2 separate regions of the Homo sapiens genome follow, and region 2 is linked to region 1. Evidence: chromatin loops called from intact Hi-C (ENCODE). Cell type or tissue: natural killer cell. All regions are shown on one strand. Each heading gives the region's core, and the rest is flanking DNA. Links, peaks and the distances in the headings are about the cores only.

The links. A loop is a pair of places that touch in the nucleus more often than their neighbours do. Peaks named below come from ENCODE experiments on the same cell type or tissue, not always from the same donor. Only the 100,000 strongest peaks of a DNase experiment are listed, where the experiment ranks them.
Region 2: a loop joins it to region 1, with 5 times the contacts of the local background. A loop is called at or near these places in 6 of 110 quality-filtered maps.

What each region holds. Positions count from the first base shown.
Region 1 is chr22:37,158,364-37,169,975 of GRCh38, reverse strand. IL2RB-AS1 (IL2RB and C1QTNF6 antisense RNA 1) reads right to left here and starts at 3,217. Exons shown (of 2, transcript NR_199008.1): 1 at 3,012-3,217. It also overlaps a transcript of IL2RB not described here. RefSeq lists enhancers at 1,623-1,682, 2,997-3,046. In natural killer cell, for the core only: a CTCF peak has its summit at 7,383; DNase peaks (open chromatin) are centred at 5,615, 5,895, 7,105, 7,355 and 2 weaker places; H3K4me3 peaks cover 334 bases; H3K27ac peaks cover 7,680 bases.
Region 2 is chr22:37,225,493-37,237,104 of GRCh38, reverse strand. RAC2 (Rac family small GTPase 2) reads left to right here. Exons shown (of 7, transcript NM_002872.5): 3 at 4,187-4,304; 4 at 5,111-5,173; 5 at 5,715-5,874; 6 at 10,302-10,434; 7 at 11,066-11,612. The coding sequence ends at 10,432. Among named protein-coding and RNA genes, the nearest start is that of RAC2, 13 kb to the left of the region's middle. RefSeq lists enhancers at 1-72, 2,353-2,852, 2,853-3,354, 5,842-5,981, 6,512-6,571. In natural killer cell, for the core only: no CTCF peak of the experiment used is centred there; DNase peaks (open chromatin) are centred at 5,514, 6,304, 6,904, 7,634 and 5 weaker places; H3K4me3 peaks cover 420 bases; H3K27ac peaks cover 6,265 bases.

The DNA of each region.
Region 1 (11,612 bases), core at 3,613-11,612:
ATTTTCCATTCACCCATTAACCACCCTTCTATCCACATCACAATGACTAAGCACCTCCTATGCTCCAGGCACATACCAGGCAGCATAAAGAAATGCAGAATGAATGGGATTCAGTTCCTGCCCTTGGGGAGCACCCACTTTAGTTGGGGAGAGAAGGAAGGCCTCTGGCAGGTACCTAACCCCATCAGAAAGCAAGGGTAAAGGCCTGGGAGGCTTCACGGAGGATGTGAACCCGGGGCCTGAAGGATGATGAGTCCGCGGGATAAGAAGGCAAAGGAAGGATGCCACATGCAGGGCAGGGAGGGGGCAAACCCTGGGAGGAGGGGGAGGCATGCAAGCGATTCTGCGTTCTGTGTGGCCAGAGGATTGGATGCAAAGGGGGATCTTCAAGAGGGGGCCCAGTTAGGGACAGCCTTGAAGCCAGACTCAGGATGCTTGGATAGGGTCTTGAGGGCAGTGGGGAGCCCCTGAAGAGTTGTGTGCAAGGATGCTCTGGATGCAGAGTGAAGGATGACATGGCAGCGTCCCGCTAACAAATATGAACCCCTCTGTAAACAGAACCCCTGTGTAAGCAAGAACCCTCTGTAAACAGAATCCCTCTGTAAACAGAACCCCTGTGTAAGCAAGAACCCCTCTGTAAACAAGAACCCCTCTGTAAACGTGTAAACAAGAACCCCTCTGTAAACAGAATCCATCTGTAAGCAAGAACCCCTCTGTAAACAGAACCCCTCTGTAAGCAAGAACCCCTCTGAAAACAGGAACCCCTCTGTAAACAGAACCCCTCTGTAAGTAAGAACCCCTCTCTGTAAGCAAGAACCCCTCTGTAAACAGAATCCATCTGTAAGCAAGAACCCCTCTGAAAACAAGAATCCTTCTGTAAACAGAACCCCTCTGTAAGCAAGAACCCCTCTGAAAACAAGAACCCTTCTGTAAACAGAACTCCTCTGTAAACAAGAACCCCTCTGTAAACAGCATCCCTCTGTAAACAAGGACCCCTCTGTAAGCGAGAACCCCTCTGTAAGCAATAACCCCTCTGTAAACAGCATCCCTCTGTAAACAGAACCCCTCTGTAAGCAAGAACCCCTCTGTAAGCAGAACCCCTATATAAGCAGTGCCCCTCTGGCACTGGGCGTGGAGGGAAGGAGATGGAGCTGGGGAAATATTAGGCTCTGGTGATAATTGTTGTTCCCCAACTGCCTTCAGCCACCTAGTCTGTGCCTTGGCTCTTGCAGCTCCCTCTGTCTTGGGCCCTTTCTCTCGACCCATTCCGGCCTATGGAACACTCATCCCCATCCTCCCAGAGAAGAGGAAGAACCCAGCCTTCCTCAGGTGCCTCCTGCATGCCAGGAACTGTGGGTGATGGCTTCTCTGTGTGCACAATCTCATGCCATCCCCATGAACCTAAGAGGTGGGGAGTAGTCGCATGTTTCAGATGCAGAAACAGGCTCAGAGAGGTAAAGGAACTTATCCAAGATCACACAGCTAGGAAGTGGCCAAGGTGGGATGGGGACCCAGCCCTCACTGCCTTTGCACAATGACCCACTGCCCACAGCACCGATGCCACATCCTCTGGAGCCTCCCCTATGGCTCCAGCCAAGCCACGTTCTATTTTTGGGTTTGTGTTTTTGTGTTTTGTCATTTGCAGGCGTTTCAAACTGGGCACGCTCTATGCCTCTCATACTCATTATGACCACATTTTCTAAAGACAAAACTGCACAGACAGCCTGAAAAAGTATTTTTTCTGTCTTGTTACTTTCTTTAATAACGTCTTAGCCAGTTTAGAATCAAATCACATGTATTTACTCTTCTCACGTGATACCAGGACTGTTCTGAAAGTTCAGGCCAAGGGTCACCACATTGACACGATTTCCTTAGTTATAATCATTTGCATACTTGTCCTACCTCCATACCAAGAGAAGGTACTCTGAGTTAGAGTTCAAATCCCACACATCCTTGTCATTCCCACAGTGCCCAGCATGCTGCTGCCAGCAGGTGCTCAGTAAATCCTTACTGAACTCATGCAAAGGGGACAGACGCCACCTCAGCCCAACACCAAGATTGTCCTCCCTCCCTCCCGCACCCCTTCCCTTCCTCCCTTGCTTCCCATCTTTCAATAAATGCAGTTTGAATGCATTTGTCACACAAAGCTTTAGGCTCAGAGAAGCTGTGGGACTCCATGCACTTCACCTGTGGCCTTGAGGCACCGCAGTCCAGCCAGGAAGACAGACACCAGGCAAATCCTCCCACCTATGCCCAGTCAATTAGGAATATGAGCACCTGATCCAGTGATGGGCAGGGCAGCATCCACTTTAGATGCACGGGGTGCTGGGAAAGCTGCCCTGAGAAAGTGACCGCAGGCTGAGGCCTGGGGCAGAGAGAACGTGGGCAGGGGCTCGAGGCAGGGAAGAGCTTGGAGACTTCCAGGAACTGCCAGACAGCCAGGGGCAGTGGGGCAAGGGAGAGAAGAAGCCAGAGAGGCCGCAGGCCTGGGCTTTCCATGGCGAGGAGGCCTGGATACTGCATAAGTGCAGCAGGAAATGTTGGGTGGGGTCGGATTTTCACTTTACAAGGGCAGTCGCTGGGGCAGAGGGCATGGGACTCAGGGAGGGACTCAGGAGGCAGAGAGATGGTGGGACGAGACTGAGGGTGCCGGCTGGGGCTGGGGGTAGAGGACTGTGAGCGCTTGGCACTTGGAGGCAGTCAGAGCTGGTCTGGGCAGGGGTGCTGTCACCCAGGGCCGAGGAAAGGGATACAGGAGGGGCAGAGGGTGGGTCGGAGGCTGTCCTGGGAACCCTAAACGTGGGGGCCAGGAGAAGGAGGTGCTCCCGTTTCTGATCTGTACCAATTAAGGGGAAGGTGAGAAATTGCTTGGGTGGAGTGTCCTTCTCTGAGTCTGGGGGTTAGGTGGGATGAGGGGACCTCGGAGGCTGGAGGCCAGAGTTCACACTCCTGCCCTGCTGTGTGACCTAAGGCTGAGAGCTGCCTCTCTCTGGGCCCAGATGCATCATTACCTATTCAGCAAGCAGCTGGGCCTGAGAGCCTCCGAGATCCCTTGCAGGTCTGCTGGTCTCGGCTGCCTTTCCTTGGTCTGCCCTCATGCTGTCTTCCCAGAAGCCAGGGGCCCAGTTTGCTTCCCCTGCTTGTCCTGTGGGCACTTGCGACTCCCGGGGAGGCAGCAGACACGGTCCAGCGTGGTCACGCTCCTGGCCGCGACTTCACCTCCCTCCTGCAGCACAAGTCTCGAGGAGGCTGGGGAGGTGCGCGCACTGCCCTCTGGTGGCAACTTCTGGGCCCACCTGTCATTGTGCCCTGCTGTTTTCTAACTCAATTATTCTTGAAGGGATGATTGAGCGCCTTTTGCATGCAAAGTCCCGAGGTAGGCATGAAGTAGTTGGGCAGTCCAGATGGGGGAGAAGGTGTCGTGGATGTGGAGCCCAGGGTGTCACTCTACGCGCTCCCGATCCCTCCCAAGGCCTAGGCGTCCTCCCTCCACCGCGGGAACGGAGCAGGGGTGGCACAGAACTCTGGTGGCTGCAATGAGGGTTCAACGGTTGAATGCGTGGAGTGCATCTTAGCTTCACTTCTGGCCCAGGAAGCGCAGGCTCCGTGTACAACACACGCAGCGGTGCAGTGCCTTCAAAGGGGGCGTGTGGCTGTGTGTGTGGATGTGCCAGTTTTGGGCTTCCTCTCGGCAGGAGGTGGGGGGGCGGGGAGGCTCTGGCGCTGAGTGCCCCCTTTCCATTGCGGTCCTTTGGTGCAGTTGAGGGTCCCCCCAGTAGCAGGGGCATTTCCAAGGAGCCAGGACTTCAAGGGCCTAAGGCTGGAGGGGCCCTGTCCAGTGCAACAGAGAGACCTTGAGCATGGGCGGTGAGGTCACCTCTCCTGGCCCAGCTATCAGCTGAGCTGGATGTGCATGGCTCAGGTTTGCACAAAGGAGGCCCACCTGTTCACAGGAGTTCTGGAAAGAACACACCTGTGGCAAAGACACACACACGTGCACACCAGACAGGCCATGATCTCGCTCCCCTGGCGAGGAATGACTTCCTTGCCGTAGGGAGAATTCAGGGGAGTCTGGCCCTCTTGAGGAGATGCTGTAGAGGGGAGTTGTGGACGGTTGGATTCAGGATGTTTTCAGCTCCAAGTGTCTGCTTTAGGCCGGTCTGCACCTGTGTCCTCCCCGCCTCTGTCCTTCTGGCACTTGCCCTGGGTAGGCCTGGCTCAAAGCCCTCTTCTCCCCTCCTCCCCCAACCCCACAAACAATAATAAAATTAAATTAAATTAAATTAAATTAAATTTTTAAAAAAAGCCCTCTTCTCCATGAAGCCTGCCCTGAAGAGGCAGCTGCCCAGGAGCATCTGCACATCTCATACAAACTTTAGCTGTGATTATATTGCATTCGTTCCCATGCCTATTTCCTGTCCCTGCAGCTAAACTCTGGGCTCCTTGAGGGCTGGGTGGAGTCTTGGGCATCTTTTGTGGCTGCTATAACTCCCAGCCCTGAGCCAGGATAATACAGACGCTTGACAAACGCTCCATGCTGACTGGCAGGTGTTCCTACCTTCCATGCCTGGGAAAATCATGATTCAGACTCTCCCTGGAGAGGCCACGGTCAGAGAAACATTAGGAAGGACAGAGTGGGTTCTGGAAGGCCAGAGGCACACGGCCAGAGCAGGCACAGATGCGGCCAGCCATAGCTCAAATTCTCATGGCTCTCTTCTTCCAAAGGTGGCGGCAGCCTGGTAGTTAGGAGCATGTGCTTAGGAGCCAGATGGCCCAGGCCCACATCCCATCTCTGACACTTATCACCTACCTGTGTGCGGCCCTGGGCGAGTTATTTAACCTCCCCGTGCCTCAGTTTTTTCATCTGCAAAATAGGATAAGAGTCCTAGTCTGCAAGTGCTGTTGTCAGGATTCACTGAGGTAACATGCGGCCTCTCAAACTTCTGTGCACACTCGAGTTGCTTGGGGACGTGGTGAAAATACAGATTCTGGCTCGGGAGGGCTGGGCTGGGGCCTGAGCATCTGCATTTCTGACCAGCTCTCAGGGAATGCTGATGCTCTTGAACCTGAAACTGCCTTCAGCATAGTCGGGAATCAACATGTGTACTTAGAATAGGGCCTGGTGCGTAGTAAGGGCTAGAGGAGTTACCTAGTACCTCCCTGGGAAGGCTATGCTTCTAGAACTTTCTGCTCTGTAGCATTCTGCCCTCTGCATTCCTGGTGGCCCTCTGCTCTCTGGAGCCTCGGTGATGCTGGAGCCTCTGGTGTCTCTGAGGTGGGCTGTTCAGAGCCTCCTTGGTGGTCTGCATTCTGGGCCTGAGAAGGGACAGACAGGAGGTGATTTCAAGCGAGAGAGAAACAGGAAGAAGGCCCAGTGGGGAGAGGTGGCTTGCCCGGCCCACTCACCTGAATGTCCAGGCTTGGTGTGAGCTTCACAACTTAAACCACACATCTTGCAGCTTCCACCATCCCCCCTGCCCACCACCCCCACCACCCGGCCCCTCACCCCTCACTCCTGCCACACTGCTTCATGCAGGAACGGCACAGATGACTTCAGCCAGAGTGTCAGCAGCACCTCTGGGCTCAAACCACAGGCCTGAAGCCGCTGACCACATCCTCCCGATCAAAGCACCCCCGTGCCCCCTCCTCACTCTGCTCCCCTCCTCTGACCCCTTGTGCACTGGCCAGGTCTCTTCTGGGCCCTGACGCCTGGCTTAGGGAGGAGTGAGGCTGGGGTTCTCGGGTACTTTTGGAGAGGTGGAGGAGGTTGGGGGTGAAGTAGTGGGGCTGAGGGGCAGGGAGCGCAGAGGGAGAACCCTGTGTTGACAGGCTACATGGCTGACTGTTGCTTTCCGCTCTGCTCTGCAGGCCGCCTCTCCTCACGCACCCTCACGTGTGATACAGGTGATGGCCTCTGGGCTGTTTCCAGAGGTCCCATGTGCAACCCACAGAAATGGTGTGGGAACAGCAAAGCACCTTCGTGCATGAGCAGCAGCCATGGCACTCTCGGCCTGTGCTGCTGGCTGCCACCTGAGCTCCACTTTGGGGCCGTTTCTCACAGAGCAGCTCCACGCACTGAGGAATGAGCTGGTCTCAGTTTCCTCCAGCCTGGCCCAGTAAGAGGGTGACAAGCCTGGGGCCCTTCGTCCCCTGCTGCTTTCAGGTTTGCTCATGAGTTCCCGGAGGCCCATGAAATCAAGGTCACAGGCTCAAGCCCATGTGGGTGGTGGAGACGAGCATCCCTCTGCTCCACTCAGGTAGCAGCCCCGACCCTTCCTGGCTTTCCCCCGAATGGGGGGCCTCAGGGCGGGGGTATAAGGCATCCTCATGCCAGGAGCCCCTCCCAAGGGCTGAGAAGAGTCCCTCCTCCCTTGAGGGAGGCAAGGTGCCCAGTTTGGATTCCTCCAATCAGAGGATGACTTTCCTGGAAGAGCTTCTGGGATCATCCAACCCAAGCCAGTCCTTGCGGGGCATCTTTGGTTCCTGCTTGCTCAGTAGGCATCAGGCCTCCTGCTTCTAGAAGCGGCCCCCCCATTTCTCTTTGGGGTATCTACCTTCCTGCATTTGGTGAAGTCTTGGTTGAACTCTCAATCAAAGTACCCCACCCTTTCCAGCTGGAGGATGGGCATTTGACGTGATCTTAGCCAATGAGACTCTTTGAATTCTAATGAATGAAGCCAGCAAACAGCTGGAGGTTGGTGCCTCAAAGGGGTCTCTGCAGCTGGACCACACTCAGCTGCAGGTGCGGCTGGTCTGGAGTCTGCCCGTCCCTGAGGTCTGGGTCTTCAGCTCCCTCCAGAACCTGAGAACCACTCCAGATCCTCTAACTAGTTCTGTTTGGCTCAGGTTAGCTACAGCCTGTTCCTGCGGTCTGTAGCTCCAGAGCAGTGATGACTGCAGGGAGCGACCCTAGTGAGTTGGAGGCACTGCTGGGGCTCAAACTTAGGTCTCCAAACCCTCAGTCCAGTGCTCATGCCCCTGGGGAGAAGCCTCTGGCCTGGGGACAGGGGTGGGACTGAAATGAAGTGGAACCGAAGGGAAGAAATGAGTGTTCTCATCTCATGGTCTGGTGCTGGGGTGTGGGTGTTGGTGGTTTGGCTGCTGGGCAGAGTGTGAGGAGGTGTATAGAACTAGGCAGGCAGGGGTAGGATGCGGTCAATCAGACAGGTAGCCTTTGGCCCTCACAATCCCCTGCCTCTTCCCCAGTACCCCTGGCATGTGGTAGGATCTCTGATCTGGGGTAGAGGGGTGGGGTGGGGGTCAGGGATTTGGTAAACAGAGCCTGTGCCTGACCTGATTCAGACTAACCAGAATGGGTTTGTGACTCCGTGTGGTAGAGGCTTCACAGTGGGACTGTCTCTAACTCACTTTGAAAGTGAAACCAGCCACTCACCAAACATGGGGGCCCCTGCTGGTTCTGAAAGCTCTGGCAGCCTCTTTATTCACCAGTCACCCGAAGTATAAACCAGTTAGCAAGACAGCTTCAAGGTCAGCCAGCCAACTGGTGTGTGCGTGGGCCTCACCAGGCCTTCCAAGTGCGCATTTAGGTAGCCTTCCAGCAAGTCGGTGGGCTGTGAGCTCAGGGTCAGCTCTCCCCCATGTTTGGGTCACCTACCCCACCAGTACATTAGGCAGAGGAGGTTTTTATCAAAGACCTCCCGTACTGTCCTTGAGCATCCAATGCTCACACTGGCACCAGGGCCTGTGGTACAACACTGGTCCTACTCCAAGGCCCCGCAGACAGAAAACCGTGGGGGCGGGCACTCTTCCCCTCGCTGCCCTCTCACTCGATCGCCATCACCCAACGTGGTCAGTCATTGCTGTAATTAAAGACTATTTCAAATCTGAGATCTGTACTAAATATATGCATGCCCCTGTACTTGGCTAAGGCACCTGTGTCAGCCAGGAACTTCAGTTGCAAAAACTCTACTGGCTACTGTCATTAGAAAAGGAATCATTCAGGATATTCTGAAGCTCAGGAATCTCTGGCAGGACCCGCAAATCAGGCTTGGAGAAGCTTGGAGAAGCTTGGAGAGGCTTGGAGAATTGCTGCATCCTGGACACGATGTTCCGACACCACCCTCGCCAGCCTCCAGGTCTTGGAGTTGAGGCTTCTGATTGGGGAAGCCTAATCACACGCACACACTTCAGGACTGAGGTCTGGAGCTGAGGCTTCTGATTGGGTGAGCCTGGTCACATGATCATATTCCCAGCCTGTGGTCTGGAACCCAGGCTTCTGACTGGGGGAACCTGGTCACATGCCCTCCCAGTCAGCAGTCTGGAGCTGGCTTCTGATTGGGGGAGCCTGGTCACATGCTCACTTTCCCAGCCTGTGGTCTGGAACTGAGGCTTCTGATTGGGGGAACCTGGTCACATGCTCTCCCCGCCTGAGGTCTGGAGCTGAGGCTTCTGATTGAAGGAACCTGGTCACATGCTCACTTTCCCAGCCTGAGGTCTGGAATGGAGGCTTCTGATTGGGCAGCCTGGTCACATGCCTATGTCCCAGCTGCAAGGGAGGCTGGAAAAGCAGTTTCAGCTTACTGGTTAGGGTAGGAGACTCCTAAAAAAGGAGATAACTCCAACACAAGAAAGATTTGCAAAGATGCAGCGCACCCAGATGTAAACTAAATATCCAGGACAGCACCTGAGAAGAAACAGGGCTGGCAGAGGGTCCCTTTGTCAATGCCACCCTCAGCTGCACTCCTCCCTCTGAAAGTGGCGCTTCCTCACATATGGGCCGGCTGTGGTGGTGGAGTTTTGTTGCATGTTTAAGTTAGAATTAATGGCGAGTATTTTAAATGGGAGGTTTTCACGTTTTTTTGTTTTGGTTTCTTTGAGATGGAGTCTTGCCTGTGGCCCAGGCTGGAGTGCAGTGGCACGATCTTGGCTCACTGCAACCTCCACCTCCCGGGGTTCAAGCAGTTCTCCTGCCTCAGCCTCCCAAGTAGCTGGGACTAAAGGCATGTGCCACCATGCCCAGCTAATTTTGTATTTTTAGTAGAGATGGGGTTTCACCACGTTGGTCAGGCTGGTCTCAAACTGGTGACCTCAGGTGATCCACCTGCCTTGGCCTCCCAAAATGCTGGGATTACAGGTGTGAGCCACCGCATCCAGTCTTTTGTTTGTTTTTTTGAGACTGAGTCTCGCTCTGTCACCCAGTCTCGCTCTGTCACCACGATCTCACTGCAACCTCTGCTTCCCAGGCTCAAGCGATCCTCCCACCTTAGCCTCCCGAATAGCTGGGAATTACAGGCATGCACCACCATGCCCGGCTAAATTTTTTTTTTTTTTTTTTTGGCATAGACAGGGTTTCGGCATGTTGGCCAGGCTGGTCTCGAATTCCTGAGCTCAAGCAATCCACCCGCCTTGGCCTTTCACGTTTTTAAAAATACCAATTTTAGCTTCTTTTGCAAATTGAGTTTCCTGGTAGTATGGTGCAGACATCTCCATCTGCCATTTCTCCTGTAGCTGGAGTCTCCAATGTGCCATGGTCCCCACCTGTCCACCTGATGTAAATTCACTTCCTACCTGGCCCCCATGGGCATCTCAGTTCCCTGCCCAAACCCTCCCAGAAGGAGAGACTAGGCTTCCTTAGTGATCATGCTGCGTGGTACTGGTTCTGTTAGCCCCCACCTTCTCCTGTACCCACTGGGCCTGCCTGGAGAAAGAGCGAGGCCCCGCTGAATCTCATACACTCCAGTGATGCTCCCTTAGCCACGGATAAGCTGCCATCCCGCTGCTCCCCACAGGGAGCTGCCGTCACTGCATCAGCCAATCAGTGTCCTGGCCAGTCAGACACTGGGTTGTGTTGTGTTCTTAATCAGTAAGGGTGTGCCTGGTTACCTCTGGCCATGGATGTGAAGAGTCTTTGATGTTGGGAGGTCAACAGTAGGATATATTTTAGCTAACTGTTGATTGTCCAAAAATGCTATTTACTCAAGGAGGTCTTTACAATGCAGTGGCCCTCGCAATGTGCCCACAAACCTGTATACGCAGAAATGATATCAAGAGAATCATGTTTTAAACTTGGCTGGGAACAAGGCTGGGCACTATGTGAGCACACAGGTGGAGAAGGCTTTGGGCTGCAGATGCAGGGACCATGGGAATAACAACGGGTGGCCCCCACGCCAGCACCCCTGAGTGCCAACCAAAGTGGGGGGTCCTTCTCCATGAATCCTTGTCACTGGTCAGGCACTTTTGGGGGCTTTGCCCTAGTCCAGAACTTCCCTTCTGCAGGCTCAGTTCAGCCCCTTCGTTCTGGGGAGGGCTTCCTCTGCATCCTCACTGTGGCGTGTTTCAGGATCTGCCAAAATGCACCTGCCTCTGTCCCCTCGGCCTCACCTTGTTTAGATTCTTGAAGTGGTAATGGAACACAAATGCTAGGACTCCAAGAGGCAGAGACCAAGAGGCAGAGGTTTTACAGTTTCTCTCTATATATGTTGTAGGGCCAGGTGATACCCAGATCTAGCCTGCCTTGCTCCTTCCCCCTTCCTGAAATGGGCATCTTTCCCGCTCGGAGGAGTTCAGGGTCCCCTGTTCTCAGCGAGCCCAGGGTGGCCGCTTCTGGTGCCAGGCCTGACGGAGGGCATCGTCACTCTTGAGTGAGAGCATGTTTCTGACCCCATTTTTTGCTTTTCCCCAAGCAGACTTTGCAGGCAACGGTGACAGCCAGGCATAACCTTCTTAGAGGGACATTTTAATTTTTTCCGATTCTTTAATAAAAACACTAAGAAAAAAAAAAGCAAGCAAGTGTTACTTCTTGATAGAGAGGAACTTCTCACAGACACTTTTCAAACATCACACGTCCTTTTTCCTCACAGCAACACCTAGATTGTCTTCTGAGAAAGATCGCAGATTTTGGTGAAACCTGCCCAAGAATAAGAAAAAGCAAAGAGAATGTTTTCACTCTACCTGTTTCCCACAGGAAAAGCGGAAACCGTTGTGGGTACTGGCTTTCTTGACTGTCCCCATCACAGGACACTGGCCTGGCTGTGAGGAGACCTGGGTTAGGAGTCCGCCTTTTTGCCAACCAGCGTTGTGGCTGTGGACAAAATGCTTTCCTCCCTGGGTGCTCTCAGCATAGTGAAGACGGCGGAGGATGGGTGGTTCCACGGGCCTGGTGACTCAGGGACAGTTTCAGGTAGGAAACTGGCTGGAGGACTTGGCTGCTAGCAGTGTCCAGGGATTCCTGCCTGAGTGGCTCAGTGCAGGTAGATGCTAGTTCACAGACATGCTCCCACGCACCTTCACAGACGTATGCCACACTCATGCCTTCGAACACAGGGCTTACCGCCTTTATGTTTACCTGAGCAGTGGTGCACCCACGTGTATTCTGAACTTCGTTTTTTGTCTCTTCTCCGTACATCCTGGAGATTGCTCCATATCAGGACCCAGAGAGCCTCCCCTTCCTATTTTTTTTAGACGGAGTCTTGCTCAGTCACCCAGGCTCGAGTGCGGTTGCGCAATCTTGGCTCACTGCAACCTCTGCCTCCCGGGTTCAAGTGATTCTTCTGCCTCAGCCTCCTGAATAGCTGGGACTACGGGGTGCCCACCACCACGCCCGGCTAATTTTTTTTTAATTTTTATTTTTGGTAGAGACGTGGTTTTGCCAT
Region 2 (11,612 bases), core at 3,613-11,612, 67 kb before region 1:
CGATTCTGCTGCCTCAGCCTCCCAAGTAGCTGGGACTACAGGCATGCACCACCACACCCAGCTAAGTTTTGTATTTTTGGTAGAGACAGGGTTTCACCATGTTGGCCAGGATGGTCTCGATCTCTTGACCTGGTGATCCACCTGCCTCAGCCTCCCAAAGTGCTGGGATTACAGGCGTGAGCCACCGTGCCCAGCTGGGACCTTTTATAAATGCAAATCTGATCTCATCACCTCTGCCTGGCTTGGCCCCTTGCTGGTTCCCCATTGCCCTGAGAACCAAGACCTGACTGGTCCGTGCCCCTATGACATCAATCCTTTCTCACCCCCAAGTCACTAGCCATGCGTGCCCTGTGGTCTCTGGGTTCCTTGAATGCACCATCCTTCCTCCGTGGGGGTGGGCTTCGGTGGTGGTCAGGTGATACCTGGGTGCTGGGGCCCCTTCCACCTGCCCCATTCCCCTCCTCCACTCCATTCTAGGGCCAGGCCTCAGAGTTCTACAGGCACTAGATGAAAACATGGTCTCTGCTCTCTCCAACTCCATTTCCAGCCATGAAATAGCAGCGATGCTTACCATGTGGGCCTTTCTGAATTGGGTAACAGGATCTAGCCTTGCTCTGCCACCCACTGGCTGGGAGATCTTGGGCAAGTCCCTTCCTCTCTGTAAGCCTCAATTTCTTCATCCGGAAAATGGGGTGAGGGTTGCCCATGGTGGTCTGTGCATAAGGTTCCTCTCTGGTCCTGGCTGCCTGTGGGTCTCTTAAGTAAGGGGGACCCTCAGGGGTGTCACACCATTGACACATTCCTGCACCTGTCCCTCTGGTCCTCTGGGGAGGGGCCCTGTGGCAGGGGCATTTGGGGACATGGAAAATGAGACTGCTTAGCTTCTCAGCATCTCCCAGTGGGGTGGCTTGAACATCCTCTGTTTTTTTGGATTCTCCTAATGGCTCCAAGAAATAGGTATTTTCCCCTCCACATTAAAGAGATTGAGGCTCAGAGAAGTTAGGTCACTCACCCAGGGTCACACAGCCAGGATGTCCTGGCTTCCCAAGGAACTCTGTGTTCCCGCCCAACAAGAAAGGTCCTTGACCTCTTCAGGCCTCAGTTTCCTCATCTGTCTAATGGGGGTAACTTAAGATCCTTTTGTCTTGGATCACATGAGACTTCAAGACCTAACATACAAAGACCCTCAGCCCCCTGCCTGGCCTCAGAGAAGGTGGCTGTTGCTTCTCAAGGTCCCAGCTCTTTCCCCATCACCGTGGCCCTGAGATTCCAGGGATGACCCAGAGGAGACAGGTGAATCTTGTGGGGCTTCTTGGCACTAGCACTGTGGCTGGACATTAGAGGAGAGAGTGTCCAAGCATTTCCCAAAAGTGTGTTTCTGGTCAAAACTGGAAAAACAACACAGGTGTGGCTTTTCCCATCATGCCTCACTGTGTCTCCCTGGACAGCGCCTTCTTCCTGAAATCCCACAGCAGTGTAGGTGGTACCCAGAGTAGGTGCACGCCAGCACCTGCTGTGCACCAGACCGCGGGCTGGCCCCAGGGTGCAGCGGCAAACAAATGAGGCTTAGTGCCTGCCACCTGGGATGCTGAGTTCCCCAAGGAGTGCTGGTTTAGGTGGGGTGGTAGCCCCGACATGGCTGGAAGTCAGGAAAGGCTTCTTGGAGGAGGTGACATTGAGCAGGGGCTGGAGGGATGAGTAAAAGTCAGCCAGCCTGGCAGTGGGGAGGAAGAGAAGGGAGAGAGGAAGGAGAGTGGGAAGTCAGGGGCCACTGTTTGCAGGCACTTTCCAGACAGGCGGGAACAGGGCCGTTTGAGGAACTGAGAGGTAACCAGGAATTCTGTCCAGGGCTGGACAGGCAAAGTGTATTAAAAAGGCTGGGCTGCCCACTTTTTGGGGGTGTGGGGGACTCCTCTCAGGAGAGGTGTCTTTTGTGTTACTCTGAAGTGTTAGCGCTTCTGCAGCCTAACATTGAGTAGCGTTCTCTGAGGACTTCCTGGAGGAGGTGGTTTAATTCCCTTCCACCTGCATTCACTGGGTGACAGGCCTGAGACTGTGGAGAATAAGCAGGCATCGGCCTGGCCCACACAGAACCCACAGCCCTTGAAGGGGTGGAGACTCACCAAGTGCCTGCTCGTGGTCCAGGCAAAGTAGTCACCTGAGAGAGGGAACCATGGGCTCTTTACAGGTAGAGGACGACGAAGCTCCGCCAGAGAGGAGGACTTGTCTGGGCAGGGTTTTGAAGCATGAATAGAAGTTGGGAGTGAAATGGGGCTGGAAGCGTATTCCAGAGGGAGATACAGACAGGATCAAAGGCTTGGAGGGCTGGGCAGCCTGGAGGGTGTGGGGGCCAGAGACCAGGTTGGTGAGAACATATGGACAGCTAAGGTGGGAAGGACATTCTGGGCAGGGGCTTTGTGTGGACCAGCACAGGGAGGTGGGCAGTGTGAGCCTTTCCCGGGAAACGGCTTGGCTGGTGTGCGAGGGGAGGAGTAGGAGGAGAAGTCAGAGGAGCCGGAGGTCTCAGTGGACCAGGTCAGGGCCTGTGTGGGGGACCACAGCGGGAAAAGTGACAGTGATTCCCTAACCCTCAGGGGCAGGCGGTGAGGGCATTCCCGGAGGCACAGCTGTGGCCTGGGGCAGTGAGCACTGGTCGTGGTCACTGGTTTCTGGTTTCTTACCTAGTTGGGTCACTCACTGGCTGTGTGGCCTTGGGCAAGTCACTGCATCTCTCTGAGCCAAGTTTTCCCTTCCACAGCGTGGGTAGCCAGCACCTTCCTCGCGGGGATGTGTGTAGCAAGAACTGGCTTGCAAAACCTCCCCTATTCCGAGCTTGGAGCCCTGGGATGGCCCTCCCAGCATTCGTTGGGCTTCCCCGTCTCTGATATTTGTCAGGCCCCTCACCCCGTGTCTGGCCTTCCGCCAGCTGTGGGGGCAGGATCAGGCATGTACTCCTTGGTGGCCCCAGCGCTGGCTCTGCACCCGATGCATAGTAGGTGCCTAGCAAGTGCATCTGGAGGCTCGTTCGATGGCCCTGCAGGGCTCTCTGGGTCTGGCGGGAGACATTGGGAGTCAAGGTCAGTGCCTCACACCATCTCCTCGGCAGCATGTGTCTTTCTACCGTTTGCCGTGGCCCTTCCCATGGCCAGTGACTAACAGCTTTCACGCACACTCTGGGGTGGGCTGAAAGGCCCCGGAAGCAGCCCTCTTTCCCTGGAAGATGGGAGATGAATGACAGCACCCTAGCTTCCTGCCTTCTCTGGGGACGCCCTGAGCACGGTCCGTTCTGTCTCCCAGGTGGCCCCAGCAGGACTGAGAGCAGCAGCAGTCCACAGCCATGACAACTCAACCACCTGCCCTGTGTCAGCTGCTGTCCCCTCCTTTATTCCTCCCCACTCCCCTTCTGCAGCATCCTGGAGTCACTTCCCGAATAAACCCCTCACATCACCTCCTTGTCTCAGGGTTTGCTTCTGGGGGGACCCAGCCTGAGACGGGATGAACATTCATTCGACAAAATATTGCGGCTGGGCGCAGTGGCTCACGCCTGTAATCCTAGCACTTTGAGAGGCCGAGGCGGGCGGATCACTTAAGTTCAGGGGTTCGAGACCAGCCTGGTCAACATGGTGAAACCCTGTTTCTACTAAAAATACAAAAATTAGCTGGGCGTGGTGGTGCATGCCTGTAATCCCAGCTACTTGGGAGGCCGAGGCAGGAGAATCACTTGAACCCAGGGGGCAGAGTTTGCAGTGGGCCGAGATGGTGCCACTGCACTCCAGCCTGGGCGACAGAGCGTGATTCCATTTCAAAAAACAAACAAACAAACAAAAAACAACAAAAAGCAAACATTGAGTGGCAGCATAGGGAGAGAGGTAAGTTTATTCTCATCAAGACTGGGAGGAAAAGTTACACAGCCTCAATTACCTTTCCAAAGGACAGGTACGGGTAGGAAAAGGATTAAGAGACAATCTTTTTTTCTTCTTGTTAACTTGTATTACATTTTTAAAAAATATAATGAATCAGTAATGAAACAAATAAAGAAACCCAATTGCAAATGCTGTGTGACTTTGGGCCAGTCGCAGACTGTCTCTAGGTCTCAGCCTCCGAGGAATGACATGGAGCTGGACCACAATTCCCAGGTTCTGGGGTTTGAGATTGACCTTACCTCCGCCTTGCCTGCTCCCCACAGGTTTGACAACTATTCAGCCAATGTGATGGTGGACAGCAAGCCAGTGAACCTGGGGCTGTGGGACACTGCTGGGCAGGAGGACTACGACCGTCTCCGGCCGCTCTCCTATCCACAGACGGTGTGCTGCTCCCACCTGCCTTGCAGTCCTGACCTTTGCTGTCTCTGTTCCCTCTGCTTGGGATGCCCTTCCAGCCAGCTCAGCCTGGGAAACCCTACCTCTCCCCTTAAGGCCCAGCTCAGGGAGTCTGCCTGCCTTGCATGTCCCAGGCAGAGAAGGGCTTCCTCTTGCACTCCCTCAGCCCTGCATTGGTTCCCGGTCCTCAATGTGCCCATCTTCCCACCCCATTGCCTCCTGGGCTCTGGCACCCCCTGTTTCCAGTGGTGGGGCAGGTGGATTCTGCACAGGGCCCCAGGAGGCAGCCCAGCATGGTGAGCCCTGGGAGTGCTGGGGGAGGGGAGAGGTGGAGGATGCCTGCAGGTGGCTGCTGGGTCCTCGCCCTTCCTCCAGGGTATGCAGGGAGGCGGCTAAGGCCGGTAATCAGATGGTGGATAGTATATGGATTGGAGTATGGACTCTAGAATCCCAGATCCTCCCCTCACCAGAGTGCACGTTGGCAAACTCTTTAACCTCTGGAAGCCTCACTTTCCCTGTCTGAGGAATGGGGCTACCAGCAGTGCTTGCTGCAGAGTGACATGTGAGGATAACCACTTCGCAGAGGCCCTGGCCTTTAGTGAGCGTCCTAACAAACAGCAGCCTCGTGGTAGAGGCGAGAAGGGTATCTCTGCTCTGCCCAGATCCTAAGTCCCCAGCATTCCCTGGGGTGTTCCACCCTCAGGGAGCCCCAAGCTCCACCTCTCGGTGGCTGCCATGGTGGGACACCTCTGGGCCCTCCTCACTAGCAACCTCGCTTGCTCTGTCCCCAGGACGTCTTCCTCATCTGCTTCTCCCTCGTCAGCCCAGCCTCTTATGAGAACGTCCGCGCCAAGGTGAGCTGGACAGGGTGGGCCTTGGGGGCTCTGGGGCAGGTAACCCTGAGGGACAGAGGGAGGAACTGGTGACTCTAGGCTGGTCCCTGGGGCAGCAGAGGTCGCATACAGAGAGGGTCCCCAGTGCCAACCAGGGCTGGCAGAGGGACTTGAGGGGGTAAGATTCAGAGGACCTGGGGTGGGGGGTGCTGCGATAGTTAGCTATACCCCCACTTTCCATGGCTGCATTCTCCTCCTCCCCACACAACCTCATGTCCGCCTCCGATTGTCACATAACCTCATGTTTGCTTCTTATGTCTGCACAAAACCTCGCCTCCTCCTTTCCTACAATCATGCGCCCCCTCCTTCCTGCACAACGTCGTGGCCTCCCCTCCCTGTGCCACCTCACGTCTCTCTCTCCTCACCGTCGTGCCCACCTCTGATCTTCTGGCAACTTGCTGCCTCTCCTCTCCCTACACCCTCACACTCCCTCTGATCCCCGCACAGCCTCGCGCCCCCTCTTGACCCATACAACCTTGTGTCCCCCCACCCACCTGCCCAGTGGTTCCCAGAAGTGCGGCACCACTGCCCCAGCACACCCATCATCCTGGTGGGCACCAAGCTGGACCTGCGGGACGACAAGGACACCATCGAGAAACTGAAGGAGAAGAAGCTGGCTCCCATCACCTACCCGCAGGGCCTGGCACTGGCCAAGGAGATTGGTATGGGCCTCGGGCTCAGAGGGGCGATCTGGCTGCAGGGGAGGCCCTGACTTGGCCTCGTGGTGTGATTGTAAACACGGGCTGCAGGGCCAGGCTGTGCAGTTTGAACTCAGCTGTGCTGTGCACTTGCTGTGTGACCTTGGGCGAGTCACGTAGCCTCTCTCTGCCTGTGTTTCCTTATCAGAAAAGCATGGGATAGTGATAGCTCCTGCCTCCTGGGGTGGTTGGGGGAATTCAGTAACTTATTCCAGGTGGAGCTGCCAGGGCAGCACCTGTGTGTGAGAAGCACTCTGTGTTAGTAGTAGTCGTCCTAGTAGTATGAGTAGTATCTATTAATAGATACTGAAAATAAGGAGGTGTGCTTTGAGCAGACAGAAGCAGAGATTGAGTGGGGGTGCTGTGGTTGCTTGGAGGACAAGTGGCAAGTCAAACTTGGGTGTTCTGGGAAGGCTTCCTGGAGGAGGTGGCGCTGCATTAGATCTAAAGGGTGACACATTTCCTTCCACCACCTTCTCTCCTCCCTTTCCCCACTCCCTTTGGTTTCTCAGCTCGACCCCTCTTTGCCTCCAAATCACTGGGCTGGAGAAATATAGTAACTTCTCAAGGTCACCCAGCTAGTAGGTGGCCCAGCCAGATTTGAAGGAAGGACAGCAAATTATTGGCTCACTGCTGGGGGGTGCTTCTTTGTAGTGGCTCAGGGCTGCCTGCATCAGGGAGGCGATGACCATGGGTCTGGCTTCATGCATGGTACCCAGGCCTGCTGGCTGTTCCTGTCCCTGTCCCTGGTAGGTCCCAATGTGTCTGTAGCTCAGGGATCCTTGCCCAAAAGCCCAAAACCACCAGCTGGGTTTGGTCATATGAGCTGTGCCCTCTGCCTCACCACAGGACTCTGCAGGCCCAGGGTTTGGCCCCCAAATTGAATCCACTAGACCTCCTCCCGCCCCACCGCCCCAGCCCCGCCCCACCTCCCCCTGCCGGAACTGGGAGGGCCCTGGGGACTCACATCTCTTCACAGGAAGAGAAACCGCAGCCACCACCTCCCTCCTTCTGTGACTAGCGTGGTGACACAGCCATCTTCCCCGGGGGCCTCAGACTATGGCTCACACCCTGGCTCCCTTCCCCTGTCCTAGGGCCACAGCTCCCCAGCCTGCAAGTCTTTCCTTTTAAATATCAAGGATTCATCCCTGCCTTCTCTTTCTGACCAACCAGCACCCCTCCAACCCCTGCCCCTGGACTCCTTCTATTCAGGGTGCAGCTCTCCAGCCTGTGGCCTGGCTGTCACTGACCTCTCCCTTGTAAAGCACATGCTTTGGGATCATGTGGAGGGTGCTGGAGGCCTGGATTCTGGTCCTGGCTCTGATACTGATTGGCTGTGTGACCTTGGGTTAGTGGCTGCCCCTCTCTGGGCCTCAGTCTCCCTCTCCACATAAGCTGACCTGGACAATCCCCAAAGGCCCTCTCTCCTCCATAAGGTGGTGACTCAGAGTTCTTGCCTTGGCCTCTAGCCAGTCTTTCCTGGCTGACCCTGCATGGAGCTGGGGCAGGGGCAGTGATTTTAACTGTGCCTCAGACCAGCTTAGGCCTAGGGGGAGTCCTGGGGGGACTGGCAGGGATAGTGAGGGAAGCAGCAACTGCCTCTGCCCACCTGGACTCCCCAGCCCTGGGATGACAAGTTTTGGGGGCAGCCCTGAGCCCAGCTGATAATCACAGCTGATGTGGACTGAGCACTTCCTGGGAGCCACTTCATTCTCACAGCAGCTATGACGAAGAGCTCTTGTCACCTTCACTTTACAGAGAGGAAACAGGCTCGGGGGGACATGTTGCTGGCTTAAGGCCACCCAGCCAGGATTCTGACAGGGGTGGACTGGCTCCCTAAGCCACAAAGCTGAGGGCCATCTGTCCTCCCTGCACCTCCACTGCCCCCACCGCCCCCTCACCCTCCTTGCCCTCTCTGTAGCTCCCCTGCCCCCTGCCTCAGCTTGATGAGCCATCGCATGGCAATGAGTCCTAGACAGATGGGAGACTGAGGCCCGGAGAGGGGGAACTGACTAAAGTCCTAGAGCAGTGAGAGGCCGAGCCAAAGTGAGCCCTGGCCCCCCAGCTCAGGACCCTTGTCCTGGGTGAGTGGGTGGCTGGGTGCCAGGGAAAAGGCAGTTGGTGGATGTGGGGGAAGTGGACGCAGATGTGGTCCCTTATAAGGAGACAGTGGCCAAGTGCCCAGTGACACCTCCTCAACACAGGGGGCTGTGGTGACCAGACTCCGGGCTGAGCTCAGGGCACCCTGCTCTTGCCAGCCAAGCCCCATGACAACCACTGCCCATGATCCCTGGTGGGCGTATATGCCTCCAGGTAGAGGGGAGACGCCCAGCATGTGACTCAGAGCGAGTGACATCCTCTCTGAGCCTCAGGCTCCTCGTCCCTGCCCCACCCTTCCTTTCTCCCCAGCACCTGGCCTCAGTGGGCTCCCCTGTTCCAGGGGCTGCCCCTCCTGCCATCCCGACTTCTCCCCCCAGCTCTGTGCCTTCGGGCCTTGGCTTCCCCACTCTGGGCCTGTTTCCTGGTCTGTGAAATGGGAACTCACCCCGGTGTTGTTGGAAGCACCCAGCTCAGTGCCTGGCACAGGGTAGGTGGTGACCAGCGTCCATCCCCTTCCATCCTGCCACAGAGAAGCAAGCGGGCTTTGGCGGAGGGCCCAGAGTTCCCCTCCCCTCCCTTCTCCTTCCTCTTGGTTCTGACATCGGCCCCCAGGCCTGCATAGCATCTCGGCAGAAGGGGTTTTGTGGTTTTTCACTTCAGGGAAACTGTGCAGCTTGAAATGGACATGGGAAGTCACACGGACTCTTTGCAGAATGTCATGGAACGCCGTCCCTGGGGGTGGGAACTAGGCCTGCCTTTCTCCTCATCTGTGCCCCGGGCTCTAGCCCTGAGGGGTCTTCATGTGGGAGAAGGCTGGGCCTCCCATGGCAGGACAGAGGAGCTCTCCAATGCCACTCCTCCCAGAAGGCCCCCAGCTGGGCCCAGGTTGAGGGAATACATCCAGCGTGTGAGTTTGGATGAGTCGCATACTCTCCAGGAGCCTCAGTTTCCTTGTCTGTAAGACAGGGACGGTGCTAAGGAAGGGGCTGATGATGTTGGGAAGTTCCTGGGGAGGGGGCCCTGAGGGCTTCAGGCCTCCTGGGGATTATTTGCAACCCTGGGAGAATCCTGGAGGGATGGGCAAGACAATTTTCTAGAAGGTGAGGCTCCCAGAGATTTGGTCACTGATGCTTGAGCCCTTTCCTTCACAGAAAAGCATCAAAATTCCCGCCCTCCTTCCACGGACTAAGGGCTATGTGTCCAAGAAAGACACAGACCTGCCCTGGAGGCCTTAGTCTCTCACTGAGTTCACGCTCGCTATTACAGACATGAGGAAACTGAGGCACGGTGACGTTAAACTCCTTGCTCCTGGTGACACAGCCTCCAGGTGACCCCACTGGGACTGGATGGCGGCCCCCAGAGCCTGGTGTTCAGTTGTATGGCTTGGGAGGGGGTGTACGGCATGGAGGGGTGTATGGCGTGGGAGGGGGTGTATGGGGTGGGAGGGGTTGTATGGCATAGGAGGGGTGTATGGCGTGGGAGGGGTGTATGGTGTGGGAGGCGTGGGAGGGGTATATGGCGTGGGAGGCATGGGAAGGGGTGTATGGCGTGGGAGGGGGTGTATGGCGTGGGAGGGGTGTATGGCATGGGAGGCGTGGGAGGGATGTATGGCGTGGGAGGGGGTGTATGGCGTGGGAGGGCTTGTATGGCATGGGAGGCATGGGAGGAGTGTATGGTGTGGGAGGGGTGTATGGCGTGGGAGGGGTGTATGGCGTGGGAGGGTGTATGGCGTGGGAGGGGTATATGGCGTGGGAGGGGTGTATGGCGTGGGAGGGGTGTATGGCGTGGGAGGCGTGGGAGGGGTGTATGGCATGGGAGGGTGTATGGCGTGGGAGGGGTGTATGGCGTGGGAGGAGTGTATGGCGTGGGAGGGGTGTATGGCGTGGGAGGGAGGGTGTATGGCGTGGGAGGGGTGTATGGCGTGGGAGGGTGTATGGCGTGGGAGGGGTATATGGCGTGGGAGGGGTGTATGGCGTGGGAGGGGTGTATGGCGTGGGAGGCGTGGGAGGGGTGTATGGCATGGGAGGGTGTATGGCGTGGGAGGGGTGTATGGCGTGGGAGGAGTGTATGGCGTGGGAGGGGTGTATGGCGTGGGAGGGAGGGTGTATGGCGTGGGAGGGGTGTATGGCGTGGGAGGGGTGTATGGCACGGGAGGGTGTATGGCGTGGGAGGGGTGTATGGCGTGGGAGGGGTGTATGGCGTGGAAGGGGTTGTATGGCATAGGAGACATGTTGGCCCAGAACCCCCCCCGCCACTTAGGCCTTGGCTCTCCTGTCCATCTCCCCAACCAGACTCGGTGAAATACCTGGAGTGCTCAGCTCTCACCCAGAGAGGCCTGAAAACCGTGTTCGACGAGGCCATCCGGGCCGTGCTGTGCCCTCAGCCCACGCGGCAGCAGAAGCGCGCCTGCAGCCTCCTCTAGGGGTAAGAGTCCCCCACTCTAGTGCCCAACTCCCATACACAGCAGGCCCTGGCTGAGCAGTGGCCTTTGGTTCACTGTGAGTGGCATTTAGGCCAGGACAGAAAGAAGGTGGGTATGGAGGTTGCCTCAGTTTCCGCAGCCTACTTGTCATCTGCCTGGGCCAGTCTCACTCTCTGGAGCTCATCTTCCAGAGGCAAGGCCCAAGGTATGAATGAATGCCTGGTAACCCCCCACCCCCGGGCCAGGGAGTGGGTGTCACGGAGCCCCACTCTGCCCATTCCTGCAGGAGGTGATGGAAAAGATGCCTTGGTCCCTGGCCCTAGGAGAGCCCAGTCGAGCCAGGGAGATCCTGCACCCACATATGTGGGTGGAGGTGGGAGAGCCTGAGCTATGATCCCCAGGGGGCAGATGGTGGGGTCAGTGAGTTGGAGGCAGCCCACAAGGCCTCCTGGAGGTGTGGGACCAGAAGGACAGAGAGGACTGGTGAGGTGGGGAGAGCAGCATTGGCAGTCCTGGTGGGAGTCAAACCTTGAGCAAAGACCTGGAGGTGGGAATGAGCTGTGAGCCAGGAAGGCGAGAGCTGTGGATTCTGCATGTCCCCAAATTCTCTTTCCCTGCTTATCTTCCTTCCAGGTTGCACCCCAGCGCTCCCACCTAGATGGGTCTGATCCTCCAGGATCCCCACCCAAAGCCTGATGGCACCCCGGCTGGCCATGCTGTCCCCTCCCTGTGGCGTTTCTTAGCAGATGGCTGCAGAGCTTCGTTGATGGTCTTTTCTGTACTGGAGGCCTCCTGAGGCCAGGAACGTGCAAATTTGCAGGTGCTGCATCCCAAGCCCCTCATGCTCCTGCCTTCCTGAGGGCCAGAGGGGAGCCCCAGGACCCATTAAGCCACCCCCGTGTTCCTGCCGTCAGTGCCAACTGCCGCATGTGGAAGCATCTACCCGTTCACTCCAGTCCCACCCCACGCCTGACTCCCCTCTGGAAACTGCAGGCCAGATGGTTGCTGCCACAACTTGTGTACCTTCAGGGATGGGGCTCTTACTCCCTCCTGAGGCCAGCTGCTCTAATATCGATGGTCCTGCTTGCCAGAGAGTTCCTCTACCCAGCAAAAATGAGTGTCTCAGAAGTGTGCTCCTCTGGCCTCAGTTCTCCTCTTTTGGAACAACATAAAACAAATT